2 separate regions of the Homo sapiens genome follow, and region 1 is linked to region 2. A link is an interaction called in ENCODE POLR2A ChIA-PET data of the cell type or tissue named here. Cell type or tissue: OCI-LY7. All regions are shown on one strand. Each heading gives the region's core, and the rest is flanking DNA. Links, peaks and the distances in the headings are about the cores only.

Region 1 (2,500 bases), core at 1-2,500, 75 kb after region 2:
CAATGTGAGTGTGCTTAATGCCACAGAACTGTACACTTAAAATGATTACAATGGTAAATTTTGTTGTGTACATTAAAAAACTTTTTTTTAATTATCAAGGATGCATAGAATATTTGGGAAGCTGAGGCTGGAGGATCACCTGAGGCCAAGAGGTTGAGACCAGCCTGATCAACACGGTGAAACCCCATCTCTGCTAAAAATAAAAAATTAGCCGGGCATGGTGGTGGGCACCTGTAATCCCAGCTACTTGCGAGGCTGAGAGGCTGAGGCAGGAGAATCGCTTGAATCTGGGAGGTGGAGGTTGCAGTGAGCCGAGATCGAGCCACTGCACTCAGCCTGGGTGACAAAGCAAGACTCCATCTCAAAAATAAACAAATAAAATAAAATAATGAAAAATAAAAAGTTCTTGTAGGCCGGGCATGGTGGCTCACATCTGTAGTCCCAGAACCTTGGGAGGCTAAGGCAAGGCAGGAGGATGGCTTGAGCTCAGGAGTTCAAGACCAGCCTGGGCAACAGAGGAAGACCTCATCTCTACAAAACATAAAAAATATTAGCCAGATGTGTGGCATGCACTTTTGGTCCCAGCTACTCGGGAGGCTGAGGTGGGAGGATCGCTTGAGCCCAGGAGGTTGAGGCTGCAGTGAGCCATGATGACACCACTGCACTCCAGCCTGGGCAATAGAGCAAGACCCTGTTTCAAAAAACAAAACTTACTGTAATACAATCAAGGCTAACAGAAGAAAGGAAGGAAGGGATTATCATGGAACTTTTTGAGTCCACTACAGATGCGCTTCTGAGTCAGAATCTTTTACAAAGCTGGGTTTTCCGTCTATCACACTGTTGTTTCGCTCTACCTCTTAAAGTCTCTCTGAGCTGTGTCTCCAAGAGAGGAGACGGTGTGCACACAGCCCTGCACCCACCCTTTCCTGCATGTGTAGTGCTCCCCCTGCATAGCCACAATGGAGAAAATGAGAGCATCCAGGGAACGAGTCCCTCTCTAGGCGCAGAGAGCACCAACCCATGTGCAATTTGGATGCCTGACCTTGGCCAATTAGTACCTTGCTCAGTGTAACCAACCGAGTCGCAGATTCCATTCGATTCAGCAAACATTTATCGAGCATCTCAGTGCCAGCTGATTTCTGTCTGTTCTATAAGTGCAATGGAGCTCAGCCTTCTCTCCAGATTAGAGTTATTTGTATTTCAAGGCAAAAAGATAGGTTTTAAGTACCTGTAAGAGGCGGTAATGGATGCCCCGGGGAAGGGTAGGCATAGGCTTGTAGGGAGGGAGAGGAGCTGAGAAAAGGCCTGAGAATCAGGGTGGTAGGACCGGGCTGGAAACGGAAGAAAAGGTGGACTGAGAAGCCAGATAAAGCCTGTGAGTTTGTTTTTTTTTGAACCTCCCCCAACTTTCTTTTTAATCGAAAAGATAATACATGCACATAGTAAAAAAAAAAAAAAAAACAAAAAAAAACTTCAAAGAACACAAAAGGGTATACAATAAAAAGTAAGTCTCCTTTCCTCTCCCAGACCTCCAGGCCCCAGTTTCTTTCTTCAGAGGTATCCTACTGTTAACAGTTTCTTTTGTGTATTTCCAGAAAATTTCTATCACATACAAGCATGTCTTTTTAGAACCCAAATGGTAGCGCCATGTATTACCACTGCTTTTTCACTTTGCAAGGTAGCTTGGCATCCACCCCATCTCAGTGCACACAGAGTCACCCATTCCTCGCAGCGGAAAATCCCATCGCACGGGGGTGTTGTCATCTACCCAGTGGATCCCCTCCTGATGGACAAGTAGGTTGTTTCCAGTTTCTGAACTTGCATGCTCCCACATGCGCATTTCTGCCCACAGATACAAGGGTAGCAGTAGATCAATTCCTGGAAGTGGAATTGCTCTATTTACGGAGCTGTAACTGACTCTGACTGAGAAGTCCAGGGAGAGCTATGTCTCCAGAAGAGGAGAGACGTGTACTGAGCCCCACGCCCACCCTCCTTCCTTGTACACACAGTCCCCCAGATCCTTCATGACATGGGCCACGTAGGAGCAAGGGTTGGACTGCATGCAGAAAAAGAGTCCTCGTGCCGGGCGCAGTGGCTCACGCCTGTAATCCCAGCACTTTGGGAGGCCGCGGCGGGTGGATGACGAGGTCAGGAGAACGAGACCATCCTGGCTAACACGGTGAAACCCCATCTCTACTAAAAATACAAAAAATTAGCCGGGCGTGGTGGCGGGCGCCTGCAGTCCCAGCTACTTGGGGGGGCAGGAGAATGGCGTGAACCCGGGAGGCAGAGGTTGCAGTGAGCCAAGATCGCGCCACTGCACTCCAGCCTGGGTGACAGAGCGAGACTCTGTCTCAAAAAAAAAAAAAAAAAAAGAAAAACGAAAAAAGAAAAAGAGTCCTTCTCTGGGTTCAGAGAGAACCAACTTGTGTGGCTGGGGACTCAGTTGGGGACAAAGAGCCGCCCCCTCCCCCAGTTGGGGCTAAGAGCATGTAGAGGG
Region 2 (12,549 bases), core at 6,200-8,699:
AAACTATGAGCCTGTGCCTGGGACCTTGCAGAGGGAGCTATCTGTGCTGAAATCCTGGTTGAATGAAAATTGTTCATTATGCAAACTGTCTGGTTCAGTACACAGAGGCAGCCCCCAGGCGCAAACCCCAAGTAGCTGCTTCTTCTCTCCCCAGATTAAAACATATGAACTGCTTTGATGTAATCTTATAACAAAGCCTAATAGAAATTTTATTTCTTTGAAGTTGCCTGTCATTTCTTATTGCCCCCCTTCTCCCGTCCTATTAATACCCGTACAGTCTGGGATATGCAGCCGAGTTTAGACTGTATTTGACGATGGGAACAGTGTGTTTTCCTCGGCAGTGGTCTGAGTTATTTAAATGCAGTTACATTGCTTGCAATATGTTTAATCTCTTGGGCTTCCCCCCCGCCCACTGCTATTTATCATGTTAATAGAATGCTACAGAATATCACATTATGCAATGTGTTTAAATTGATAAATTATATTAGAAAAATATTGCATAGGCGTGTTAATGGTAAGTGGGTTTTTGTAGAAACAGTTTCTCATTAGTAGATCAGCTGCTCACAGGGTAGAAATTGTAAGGATTTGGGAATATGCTATATTTATGACCTATTTGGCTAATTAAAATTAAGGCATAATTTTAGCATGAAGTTACTGCAAGACTTTGCAGAGAGGGTGGGGAAAGAAACTTGCCCAAATCCAGTTACTTTTAAATGTCAGTTGCCATAACAACTTCACATGAGCCATATTTTTACTTGAAAATTCCTTTTAGGATTCGGTTGCTATAATAATTTGCCTCAGCTCTTTTTAGGAGACATATTTTCCAATTTTCCTTCTGTGATCATTTCAAGACTTTCATTACTGTAACGAAAAATGACCATGGAAACCTCAACTCTTCCTTTCTCCGTGTGCAGGAGCAGAGTGGTCCCCCAAAATAGAAATATAGGTTTCCAGGAGGTATTCTGTAGGAAGGTGCCCCCAGGCCATGGGGGAAGGGGCCAAGCTCTGGGGATCCATTGTTGCAGGAGCCAGTTCCCTTCTGGGTGGGAATTATGAAGCCCACAGAATTTTTTGAGGTGTGGCTGTTAAGCTTTTCTATGTCCTGGGAGTTTTGCATGAGGCAAAGGCCAGCCTGACCATCTCAAGGAAGAATGAGTCTACTCATGTATTATGAAGGCCCATTGGGGGCCGTCAGCTTGTCATTCAGTGGAACTGCTGGTATTTGATGAGCAAGTGAGGCAATCCCCAAAGTATTTACTTAGAAGCAAAGTAGTAGCAGAGTAAAGTTCAGTGCCCTTTCTTTCGGTGTTTAGCTGCTAACCTTCATTCATTAGCCAATATGACCTCCAAGAAGCACCTGCAGCTATGCTGTGTTCTGGCCACAGACACACCAGAGAGGACTAGTTTCTGCCAGCTTTCAGATCTCTCTGGGCCAACACCGTCATTGCTGAGGGCAGGCTCGGGGTCCCAAGGAAAAGGTCCCGCAAGCGGGAAGAACATTCCATTTCAAAAGGCTTCTGGTTCCTCCTTCTGGGGGGAGCATGGCTGCTCTTGCTGACTAGTGTCCCTGACAGAAGCTGTAATCGGGTCTCTGGCTTTAGGGATACCATAGCTCCTCTCTTGGGAATTGCCATGGTCCTTCCTCTCCCTTTTCCATCTTCTCTTTCTACATCAACTCTTTGGTGGGATCTCCAATGGCCACATCTTTTTTTTTTATTATTATTATTTTAGATGGAGTTTCGCTCTTGTTGCCCAGGCTGGAGTGCAATGGCATGATCTCGGCTCACTGCAACCTCAGCCTCCCGGGTTCAAGCAATTCTCCAGCCTCAGCCTCCACCTCCGGAGCAGCTGGGATTACAGGTGCTCACAACCACGCCCGGCTAATTTTTGTATTTTTAGTAGAGACAGCTTCACCATGTTGGCCAGGCTGGTCTCGAACTTCGGACCTCAGGTGATCCACCCACCTTGGCCTCCCAAAGTGCTGGGATTACAGGCGTGAGCCACCATGCCCGCAATGGCCACAACTTTTTTTGGGGAACTCTAAAGCTCGAAAGGGGACAGTGGGGCTGGGCACGGTGGCTCATGCCTGTAATCTCAGCACTTTGGGAGGCCAAGGAGGATGGATCACCTGAGGTCAGGAGTTCGAGACCAGCCTGGCCAACATGGTGAAACCCCATCTCTGCTAAAAATACAAAAATTAGCTGGGTGTGATGACACGTGCCTGTAATCCCAGCTGCTCGAGAGGCTAAGCCACAAGAATCCCTTGAACCCGGGAGGCGGAGGTTGCGGTGAGCCGAGATCACACCACTGCACTCCAGCCTGGGTGACAGAGCCAGATCTATCTCAAAAAAAAAAAAAAAAAAAAAAAAGGAAAGGGGACAGTGGGCCTCCTGCAAGGAGCAGAGCAGAGGAAAGAGGACACCTGCTTACCTCCTGCCCTCCTCCAGGGACTCCTGCACCTCCTGATGTCCTCACATGTGCAGCGAGGGGGACAGTTGTCTCTCCCATCTCACAGGGCGGAAGTGAGGATCAAATGCAGTAATTTGTGAGAAAGAAAAAACATAAAACAGTCCATAAATGTGCAAGGAATCATAATTATTATATTTTCTCCTCTGGGTGAACCAGAGTTTGGATGTATGAAGCTCACATACGAGGAAAATCAACCGGGTCCGATCCATGAGCTGCTCTTTTCAAATCTCAGTGATGTGCCTCTGGAAGAGACTTTGGTGAAGGTTTGCATCTGTTTGGGGATGTCCATCATTTTGATTGTTCTGTACACGTCCGCTGAAATGTAATACTTGACATTTCTCGAGAACCCGTTGTATTTTTTTTTTAAACCTTGTAACTGAACTATATGTTCAGGGAAATGGAAATAAAACATGATTGCTTAGTTTAGATATGAAAGTGGAGTTTCTGCTTTATCCTCACCCTCCTTTGAGGACACTCATTCTTTCCCCACTTTCCGGCCCCCAGGCGTAGAAAATAGGCTGTTCCTTTGCACATGAGGGAGGCAGCGTGGGGAGAAAGACAACGTGAGGACTGTGGTCAGGCAGATCTGGGTTCAAATCCCCCATCTTCCATTTACCTGACCTCAGAATTTATTCCCTCGTGTGTAAAGCAAGGATGATATTAACGCGTGCCTTCCAGGCCAGTTGTAAGAATTAGAAATATCATACATAAAACACCTAGCGTATCGTGGGCTAACCTTTTTTTTTTTCTTTTATGCAGCTAATTCTGGGAGACGTGGGCTATGTTTTTTAAAATGCAGTGATGGTTGCTATCCACGCTCAAGGAAAAATGGAAATTCCTTTGGTCAGTCTGGCCCAGCTGCTGGCGCCCTGGGACCTCTGGGGGGATGTTTTCATGCCTTCAGGTGATTAGCATGAGGCAGCGTCTGGAGTCTGGTGGTGACCGTCATTTCTTAGAGCTCCTGAAGGCAACTTTGGGACAGTGGGTGAACAGCATTGCAAGCAGGTTGGTTTTGACTCAACCAAAAAAAGTGCTTTCTAATGATCAGAAGCAACCTGCGACATAATAGGTTGCTTCAGAGGAGAATGAGCTGGTAAAAAAAGGCTGGTAAACGTCTGCAAAGCCCCCTGTAGGAGCAGAGCCCTGTGCTTGGCCCTGGCGACTGCGAGCTTCCGGTGAGGACACGTGAGGAGGAGCATCCCTGGTTCCCGTGCTTGGCTCAGACTTCCCTTTTGGCTCCGTTCCTCCCTGAGGGTGCCTTGTGGGCAAGATGCTCTGCTGTGGTCTCCCACTTTAGAAACCGCCTCAACGAGAAGGGACTCAGGGCTGAGTGACCCTCTGAGACAGGGACATGGTTTAGGCAGGTGTGGCCTGTCTTTGGGAAAGGTCCAATGCCCCTGTGGCTTTGTTATGGATCCAAAATTACAGTTACTCGGCTAGGCACAGTGGCTCACGCCTGTAATCGCAGCACGTTGGGAGGCTGAGGCGGGCGGATCACTTGAGGTCAGGAGTTCGAGACCAGCCTGGCCAGCATGGCGAAACCCCGTCTCTACTAAAAATACAAAAATTAGGTGGGCGTGGTGGTGGGCGCCTGTAATCCCAGCTACTCGGGAGGCTGACGCAGGAGAATTGCTTGAACCCGGGAGGCGGAGGTTACGGTGAGCCGAGATCACACCATTGCACTCCAGCCTGGGCAACAGAGCGAGACTCTGTCTCAAGAAAATAAAACAAACAAACAAAAAACCAAAATTATGGTAACCCAAGGGGTGGCCGGGAAGTTCCCATTCACAGCACAGGATCCAGTGGGGGCTGAGAGAGAAGGCTTTGTCCTGGGAGCAGTTCTCTGGGTCACTGTGGCTATCACAGTAGGTTGAACGGTGGCTACCCACAAGATACGTCCACCTGGAAACAGTGAATGAAACCTTGATGGGAAAAAGGGTCCTTGTCGATGTGTTTATGTTAAGGACTGCAGGACGAGGTCATCCTGGCTAGGGTGGGCCCTAAATCCAATGACAAGCATCCTTCTAGGACAACAGAAGAAGGAGACAGGACGCTCAGAGAAGGGGACGTGAAGACAGGCAGAGAGGCTGGAGGGGTATTCCTACAAACCCAGGAACAACAAAGACTGTGTGCAGCCACCAGAGGCCAAGAGAAAGGCACAGAACACAGCCTGGACAACACGGCGAGACCCCAGCTCTGAAAAAAAAAAAAAATGTAGCCGTGGTGTCACATGCCTGTAGTCCCAGCTACTCAGGAGGGAGGCTGGGGAGGGAGGATGGCTTGAGCCCCAGGAGGCAGAGCCTCCAGAGCCATGATTATGCCACGGCACACTAGCCTGGGTGACAGAGTGAGACCCTATCTCAAAAAAAAAAAAAGACAAGAAAAAAAGAAAGGCATGGAACAGATTCTCCCCGAGAGCCTCCAGAAGGAACGAACTGGCCAACACCTTGATTTGAGACTTCTGGCCTCCAGAGCTGGAGAGAATGAGTTTCTCTTGTTTCCAGCCACCCAGTTTGCGGTCGTCTGTTTCGGCAGCCCCGGGAACACAGGCAGCCTATTGTGTCTGTCATCTTGAATTACCCTGTGTCCTTTCGGCTGGGTCAGTGGAGAAGCCGTGGGTTCACTCAGGTTTCCATTGTATTCATTCGTAACTGGGATCCCTCACTCCGGGGCTGTCGGGTTCGAATCCTCACGGCCCAGCTCGCCTTCCTTCACCCCCCAGTGCCTTCTTCTGCGTCAGGTATGGCTGCACCCTTAGTGACTGGGGTTCTTATCACTTATCGGCATCTGATCCAGCTCCGAGGAGCACGGGGCCCTGGGCACAGGCTCCCATCACACACACACACACACACACACACACACACACACACACAGACACACACAAAAGGCACATCAGCAACTGGAAGAACAACCTTTTCAAAAATCACCTTTTGAAAATAGTGGCACCGGCTGGGCGCAGTGGCTCATGCCTGTAATCCCAGCACTTTGGGAGACCGAGGCGGGCGGATCACAAGGTCAGGAGATCGAGACCATCCTGGCTAAAACTGTGAAACCCCATCTCTACTAAAAATACAAAAAATTAGCCAGGCGTGGTGGTGGGCGCCTGTAGTCCCAGCTACTCGGGAGGCTGAGGCAGGAGAATGGCGTGAACCCGGGAGGCGGAGCTTGCAGTGAGCCGAGATCGCAGCACTGCACTGCAGCCTGGGGGACAGAGCGAGACTCCGTCTCAAAAAAAAAAAAAAAGAAAGAAAGAAAATAGTGGCACCAAGCATGCAGTAAATAGCTTTCAGCCACATTCCACCAGCCATAAATTTGATCTGTTTTGACCTGGACCCAGCTGTTTCCTCTCCTCCCGTCAGCCTCTGACTCTGAAATGGCAGCGGCCAAGTACCCATTGTCATCAGCAGTGAGTTCTCGTGGGGAAAGGCCACTTTAATGAGAGAGTTGGCACCACATCCTGCACCTCAGCATGTATTGTTCCCTCAGCAAACTTTCTAGTTAACGAGTTTGGGGGTTTTGATCTGGAGAGCACTGGGGAGAGAAGCTGGAAGGCCCAGCAGTGACATCCCTTTGGAGCCGGCATTGTCTTCCAGGAGCTGAAGATCAGCCTGCAGGGGGTCTAGAGGCGGGCCGTGCAGGTGGCATGCTGGGCAGTTCCATCCCATCCACTGCTGCCTCCGTCCCCAGCCCCCTGCTTTCTCCTAGGAGAACAGCAGAACCCCTGGGTGTGGTTCTTTGAGCTTCGATGGGCCTGCCCTGCTTTTTAGACAGAAGCGTCTCTTCTCAGTGCAACCCAGGATTAGTATGGAAATAGAGACATTTTTAGGAGGCCTCTGCTGATAGCCCCTTTACCGTCGGTGTGGGGGAGTCAGCCCCTGGCCTTTGCTCTGAGGAGCGAGGGTCCATCTATCCTGTTGCCTGGCAGGTGGTACCTAAGATGCTCTTGTATGGGACCCTGTCGCTCCAGAACATCCATCGAGATTCTCCCAGCCAGGCTCGATGTCCAAGGAGCAGCAGCCTTTCTAATTCTCGGAACCAAGAAGAACCTTTTTTTTTTTTTTTTTTTTGAGACAGAGTCTTGCTTTGTTGCCCAGGCTTGAATGCAGCAGCACAATCTCAGCTCACTGCAATCTCCACCTCCTGAGTTCAAGCAATTCTTCTGTCTCAGCCTCCCAAGTAGCTGGGATTACCTGTGCGCACCACCATGCCCAGCTAGTTTTGTATTTTTAGTAGAGACGGGGTTTCACCATATTGGCCAGGCTGGTCTCGAACTCCTGACCTTGTGATCCACCCGCCATGGCCTCCCAGAGTGCTGGGATTACAGGTGTGAGCCACTGCGCCCGGCCTAGCAGAACCTTTTAAACCTTTTCATCTCATTCTTTCTTTCTTCTTCTTTTTTTCTTGCAGTATTATTTACTGTGTGAGAGCACCAAGGATGGAACGCTGCTGAAAATGAGGGGGCTGTCAAAAACCAGAAAGAAGGGAAGTCAAATGCTGCCCCCAGCAGCAATCACTGGCAGGTGTGCCGCGATCCCCCCACTTCTCAGTGGGGTGGTCCTACCTGTGCCAGCCTAATTGCTACCAGTCTGCGGCCCTGCGTGGTAATGAGGGACCCGGGCGCTAGGGCACTCTTTAAATGATGCAACATTTAAATGACTTCCATTTACCTTTCATGCACCTCTGCTTCGCTTCTTAATTATTGGCAGCATTTGACTTCCTCTTTTGCTATGGAATCCATTTCCTCAGCCTCCTGGGGAGAGGCTGTGGCCTCCTGTGTACCGTGGGGCGGCACGTTTTGCCACTGTTGTGGCAACAGACTGTGATTTGGGGAAGAAGGCTGTGACCCTCAGGACAAGAGAGAGATGCTGGGAGAGGGGACGTCTCTTCCGTGGAAAAGCAGCATCTGTAATGGAGTCCTTAGCAATGGCAGAGGGAGGGGTGATGTGGGGAAATGCACAAAGCTGAGCGTGAAGTGTAAATATGATGATTGTTGTCTCTTTCTTGGGAGGTAAATAAATCAGCTCGATGTAGATTTGAGAGGTGGCTGGTGATGCTGTGTACTCAGCGCCCCGAACTCGGCCTCTTCAGAGTGCTTCAGATGTTGATTCATTACACCTTCCACCAGCTCAGGGAGGATGGAGGTGGGGAGAATTATTATCCCGGCTCTAAACCCGGGGACTGGGCGAGGTTAAGAGGCAGTAAGTTGGGAGGAAAAGGTGGCGGCTCCGGCAACCCAGCCAATGCTTCCGCCGCTAGAAACGTCTGCTCCACTTAGAAACAAGTCATTGTCAGGTAACCTATTTTTCGGGGTGTAATTCCAGCATATGAGGGCTTTGTCTCCTCTGTATATTTCTTTGCTTGAAAAATGTATGAGCTTATGGAGCTGGAGAGAGTGACCTTAATCCTTTACCAAGCTTGTTTGGGGGCTGAAGCATCCAAGAGGGAAAGAGGAGAAGCTGACACACTCCAGGTCCCAGCCCCACTGGAACGGAGTCCCTTTGGTACATGGATTAAAAAAAAAAAAAAACCTGGGCTGGGGGGCTGTGTTATACAGGTGGAATCACAAGGCTTATAGCCTTGAGTTTCAGGAGAGTGTGGATCTGAAATGGTTTGATCATGAAGTAACTGTCGGCCAAGTGTCCGGAGGAAGGGTTCAGCCTGAGGCTGCGGCCGCGGGTCTGTGCAGCAGCCGGTGCAGGGACCGTGGAGTAGCAGCTGGGCTCTGCGAATGGGTGGAAAGGGCAGAGTCACCGCAGGGCCAGAGTTCAACCCCAACTATAGCATGAGAAAGCCAGGCAGTGAGGGAGGGGCGGGCAGTACGTCCTCCGCAGTGTGCTGCCGTGCATTTGGGGCAGTCTTGGGCTCATCTCGCCCCAAACCCTGCCGCTCTCCTGGGGCACCTGCGAACGGGAGGTGTGAGCAGGCAAGTTGCCGGCGGAGCTCTGTCATGTGGGTTACCAAGGAGCAAGAGAATAGAGGAAGCTGCCTTCAGAATCCCCAAAGACCAATTTCTTCCAGCCCCAGCGAGTGTAGGGAGCCTCCACCGAGTCCCAGCCGTCAGGGTGGCTGCGGCTCGGCATCTTCCAATGGTGTGACAGATGGAGGTGCACCTGGCACCTCCAGGCACCTGGGGAGAGCGCAGGGAGGTGCCCTACGGCGCATGGCTCCTTCTCTGAGGGAAGGCACCTCTGGGCATGCCTGCCTGGCCAGCACCTTCTGCCCCTTGTGCATCGAAAGGGGGAAGAAGCCTCTTCCCTGTTTACTCAGCCCAAAGCCACGGGGCCAGGCTGCTCCCAGACCCACTGGGCAGGCCCTGTAGGGACAGTGGCAGTAGGCGGTTAGCCCTGTAGGGACAGTGGCAGTAGGAGGTTAGCCCTGTAGGGACAGTGGCAGTAGGCAGGCCCTGTAGGGACAGTGGCAGTAGGCGGGCCCTGTAGGGACAGTGGCAGTAGGCGGGCCCTGTAGGGACAGTGGCAGTAGGCAGTCAGCCCTGTAGGGACAGTGGCAGTAGGAGGTTAGCCCTGTAGGGACAGTGGCAGTAGGCAGGCCCTGTAGGGACAGTGGCAGTAGGCGGGCCCTGTAGAGACAGTGGCAGTAGGCAGTCAGCCCTGTAGGGACAGTGGCAGTAGGCAGTTAGCCCTGTAGGGACAGTGGCAGTAGGCAGGCCCTGTAGGGACAGTGGCAGTAGGCGGGCCCTGTAGGGACAGTGGCAGTAGGCAGGCCCTGTAGGGACAGTGGCAGTAGGCGGTTAGCCCTGTAGGGACAGTGGCAGTAGGAGGTTAGCCCTGTAGGGACAGTGGCAGTAGGCAGGCCCTGTAGGGACAGTGGCAGTAGGCGGGCCCTGTAGGGACAGTGGCAGTAGGAGGTTAGCCCTGTTGCAGAGAACCTGCCACCACCATCCCTATCTGGCGCTCTCCCTGCCCTTGGTTCTTTCCCTTCTTCTCTCTCTACCCCCTTCTCTTTTTTTTTCTCACTCAGCTTCTCTGCTGAATTCTGCATTGACATCAGCACTTCCAAAAACAACAACAAAGGAAAGTAGGTCACCGGCGTACCGGATCGGAGCTGGGCCCCGGTGCCAGCTGAGTCCGGGGCTGCGGCCCATCTCATGGAGAGCCGGGGGCGCCCCAAACTCTGCGCCACAGCCTCACACATGCAGCTTGGTTCCTGCCCTGTGTTCTTAGCGGGAAGGGGTAGGTATGCGTGCATGGCCTGTATGTTGGCATGCTGGCTCACGGACGGGGCAGCGTTGGGGTTTCTGCACCAAGGGGAACACCACGTACACTCCATACGTTCCTTCTGGTCCAGGTATGATAGAACTGGGGGTCAAGAAACCCAGGGTGCACACGCCTGCTCTTGGGACTGGGATCCAGCCTGCAAATGCACGTTGATTGACATACGTGATTGACATACGTGATTGACATACGTGTGTGCACCGGCCTGACAGCACTGCCTTCTCGGCCCTGTCCCTCCAGAGCTTCTTCACATGTAACATTTCCTCGGCTCTCTATGGTCACGGAGCTCCCAGTTCTACTTGAAAGATTACCCAACACGCTAATTGGGACTCCTGCTATGATTAAAAAGAAATTCCGGATTACAGCCACCATGCCACAGAGCTCAGGAAGAAAACAGCTCTTTATAAACCCAGCAGGAGCAGACTTTCGTTTATTTATTTTTTTTCTACCTTTGAAAGAAATTGCATCTTGAGGTTGTTTGGCCCACAATGAGTGACTCAAGTACACATAGTCACCAGGTAAGGCCCAAATTGTAAAGAGAGGGGCACTCGGGAAGAGATAAAATTACAGCCTCTTCCCCCGCCCCCGGCTTTTTAATACCTAACCGAGTTATTTCTGTAAGCCTAGATCCTGCCTCGGCCGGCGCCTTTGGCCCCCTGACCTGGGAGATAGATGCTACTGTTCCGTCTGGGTCAGCCTTCGCCCACGATAAAGCTTTTATGAGCAGCTGAGGGTGCTTCATTTCAATGAAGCTCCCTGAAGCAATTAGCTCTGGAGGTCCCCAGAGGTGGCTGCAGGGAGGGAGGATTTAAGCCGTGGTCAGTGAGAGGCAGGCACAGCTATGAGAGCAGCACTGCTGAATGATTTCACTTGCAGGGCTGAGCTCATCGCATTGATACTTTTAGAGCTCATTAGCTTGGGGAGGGGGGCTGGCACGCTGTACCGGGTCCCCTGGGCATCTGACCTCTCAAAGCAGCTCCTCTTGGACCAACAGGGAAGAAGTCCTCCTAATTCCTTTTCTACTTCCACCAAACACCCATCCCCTAGTTAAGGCTTTGAAACATTAACATGGAACCCAAACCCTCTTAAAAGGCAGCCGTTTGACTTTATGAAAATGAAACATCTCCCTAATGTCAGCTTCATTAAAAGATGTAAGAAAAGAACATCAATGTTTGCTGATAGAAGAATATAATTGTTGGCCAGGCGTGGTGGCTCACGCCTGTAATCCCAGCACTTTGGGAGGCCAAGGCGGGAGGATCACCTGAGGTTGGGAGTTCAAGGCCAGCCTGGCCAGCATGGTGAAACCCTGTCTGTACTGAAAATACAAAATTAGCTGGGCGCAGTGGCAGGAGCCTGTAATCCCAGCTACTCGGGAAGCTGAGGTAGAGAATCTCTTGAACCTGGAGGCAGAGGTTGTGGTGAGCCAGGATCATGCCATTGCACTCCAGCCTGGACAATAGAGCGAGACTCTGTATCAAAAAAAAAGAGAGAGAATATAATTGTCTTTAAGGGTAACTGGCTGGTTATTGCAGATAATTATCTGCAAATAATGGAAGGCAGGTGATAAGGAGGAAGGAGGCCATGCACACGGAGCTGGCACAGGTGAGCAGAGCCGTTGGCCCAAGTGGGGTTGGGTTGGGGCTGGGAACAGCATAAGGCAAGGGCCGCACTGCCAGACTCCTCCACAACCACCCTTCCCAGAGTTTTTGCATGCACAGAGCAGTAGGGTTGCAGAAAGAATTTGGAGGGCTTGCCTTGGGTTGCCAGCATTTTGTTTGGCCAATGAGAGACCCCAAGACACAGAAGCTGCTATGTACCAGTCCCGTTGGTTCAGAAAAGAAAGATCATTTTTACTTTTATTTTTTAGACAGAGTCTCACTCTGTCACCCAGGCTGGAGTGCAATGGTGCAATCTTGGCTCACTGCAAGCTCTGCCTCCCGGGTTCAAGCAATTCTTCTGCCTCAGCCTCCCGAGTAGCTGGGATTACAGGCACCCGCCACTAGGCCTGGCTAATTTTTTTTGTATTTTTCGTAGAGACGGGGCTTCACCATGTTGGCCAGGCTGGTCTCGAACGCCCAACCTCAGGTGATCCACCCACCTTGGCCTCCCAAAGTGCTGGGATTACAGGCGTGAGCCACTGCGCCCGGCCAAAGAAAGATCTTTTTAGAACACCCTTCTCCCTCCCCAAACCAAAGGAAAAAAAAAAATAAGGACATGATTTCAGAATAAAGGATTATCTTTAGATGGAATAAATTTGGCTTAGCAAAAAACTCAATACATTAATGTTTCGTTGCAAATCGGTAAAATCGCAATCACAGGCTCCCCTTGTCTCCAAACTAGCATTTGGAAGCCAGTGTTCCCAGGGAGCTTGGAGCCTGCCAGTTGCCACAGCTTTTAGGATGACAAGGAAGCAGATTGCCTGGGTTTAAAATTCCGTTGCTGGCGTCTTCTGGAACCAGCCGCTCCATCCTTTCCCCCACCACCCCCGCCCCGTTTTCCTTGTGTGACAGAGTGGAGGAGTAGACGATTGGGTCGAAACCAAATTGGTCAAAAGGACAAACTGGTCAAGAGCGACTATTTCCGCCGCAGCCTTGGCTGTTCCACAAGCCGGTTCTGCCAAGGACTCGTCATCCCCAGGCGGAGTGCCACCTACATGCCAGGTGGGAGGCGGCGTTGCGGAGGAGCCGCTGAGGGTGAAACGAAGGAGTCCGGGCCAGTTCTTAGCCTTTTTCAGGATCTGATGAAAAGGCCGTGCTGGCCTGCACCTGTGGGCCCAGCTACTCAGGAGGCTGAGGCAGGAGGTTCGCTTGAGCCCAGGAGTTTGAGACCAGCCTGGGCAACAGAGGAA

Evidence for each region. Peaks named below come from ENCODE experiments on the same cell type or tissue, not always from the same donor. Only the 100,000 strongest peaks of a DNase experiment are listed, where the experiment ranks them.
Region 1: POLR2A ChIA-PET joins it to region 2 with 5 read pairs; 6 of 35 experiments call an interaction of 5 or more read pairs at or near these places.

The regions. Positions count from the first base shown.
Region 1 is chr17:1,990,003-1,992,502 of GRCh38, forward strand. All of the region lies in intron 1 of RTN4RL1 (reticulon 4 receptor like 1), which reads right to left. Among named protein-coding and RNA genes, the nearest start is that of RTN4RL1-AS1, 26 kb to the right of the region's middle. RefSeq lists an enhancer at 1,685-2,500. In OCI-LY7, for the core only: no CTCF peak of the experiment used is centred there; no DNase peak of the experiment used is centred there.
Region 2 is chr17:1,908,931-1,921,479 of GRCh38, forward strand. No RefSeq gene overlaps it. Among named protein-coding and RNA genes, the nearest start is that of RPA1, 85 kb to the left of the region's middle. In OCI-LY7, for the core only: no CTCF peak of the experiment used is centred there; a DNase peak (open chromatin) is centred at 7,181.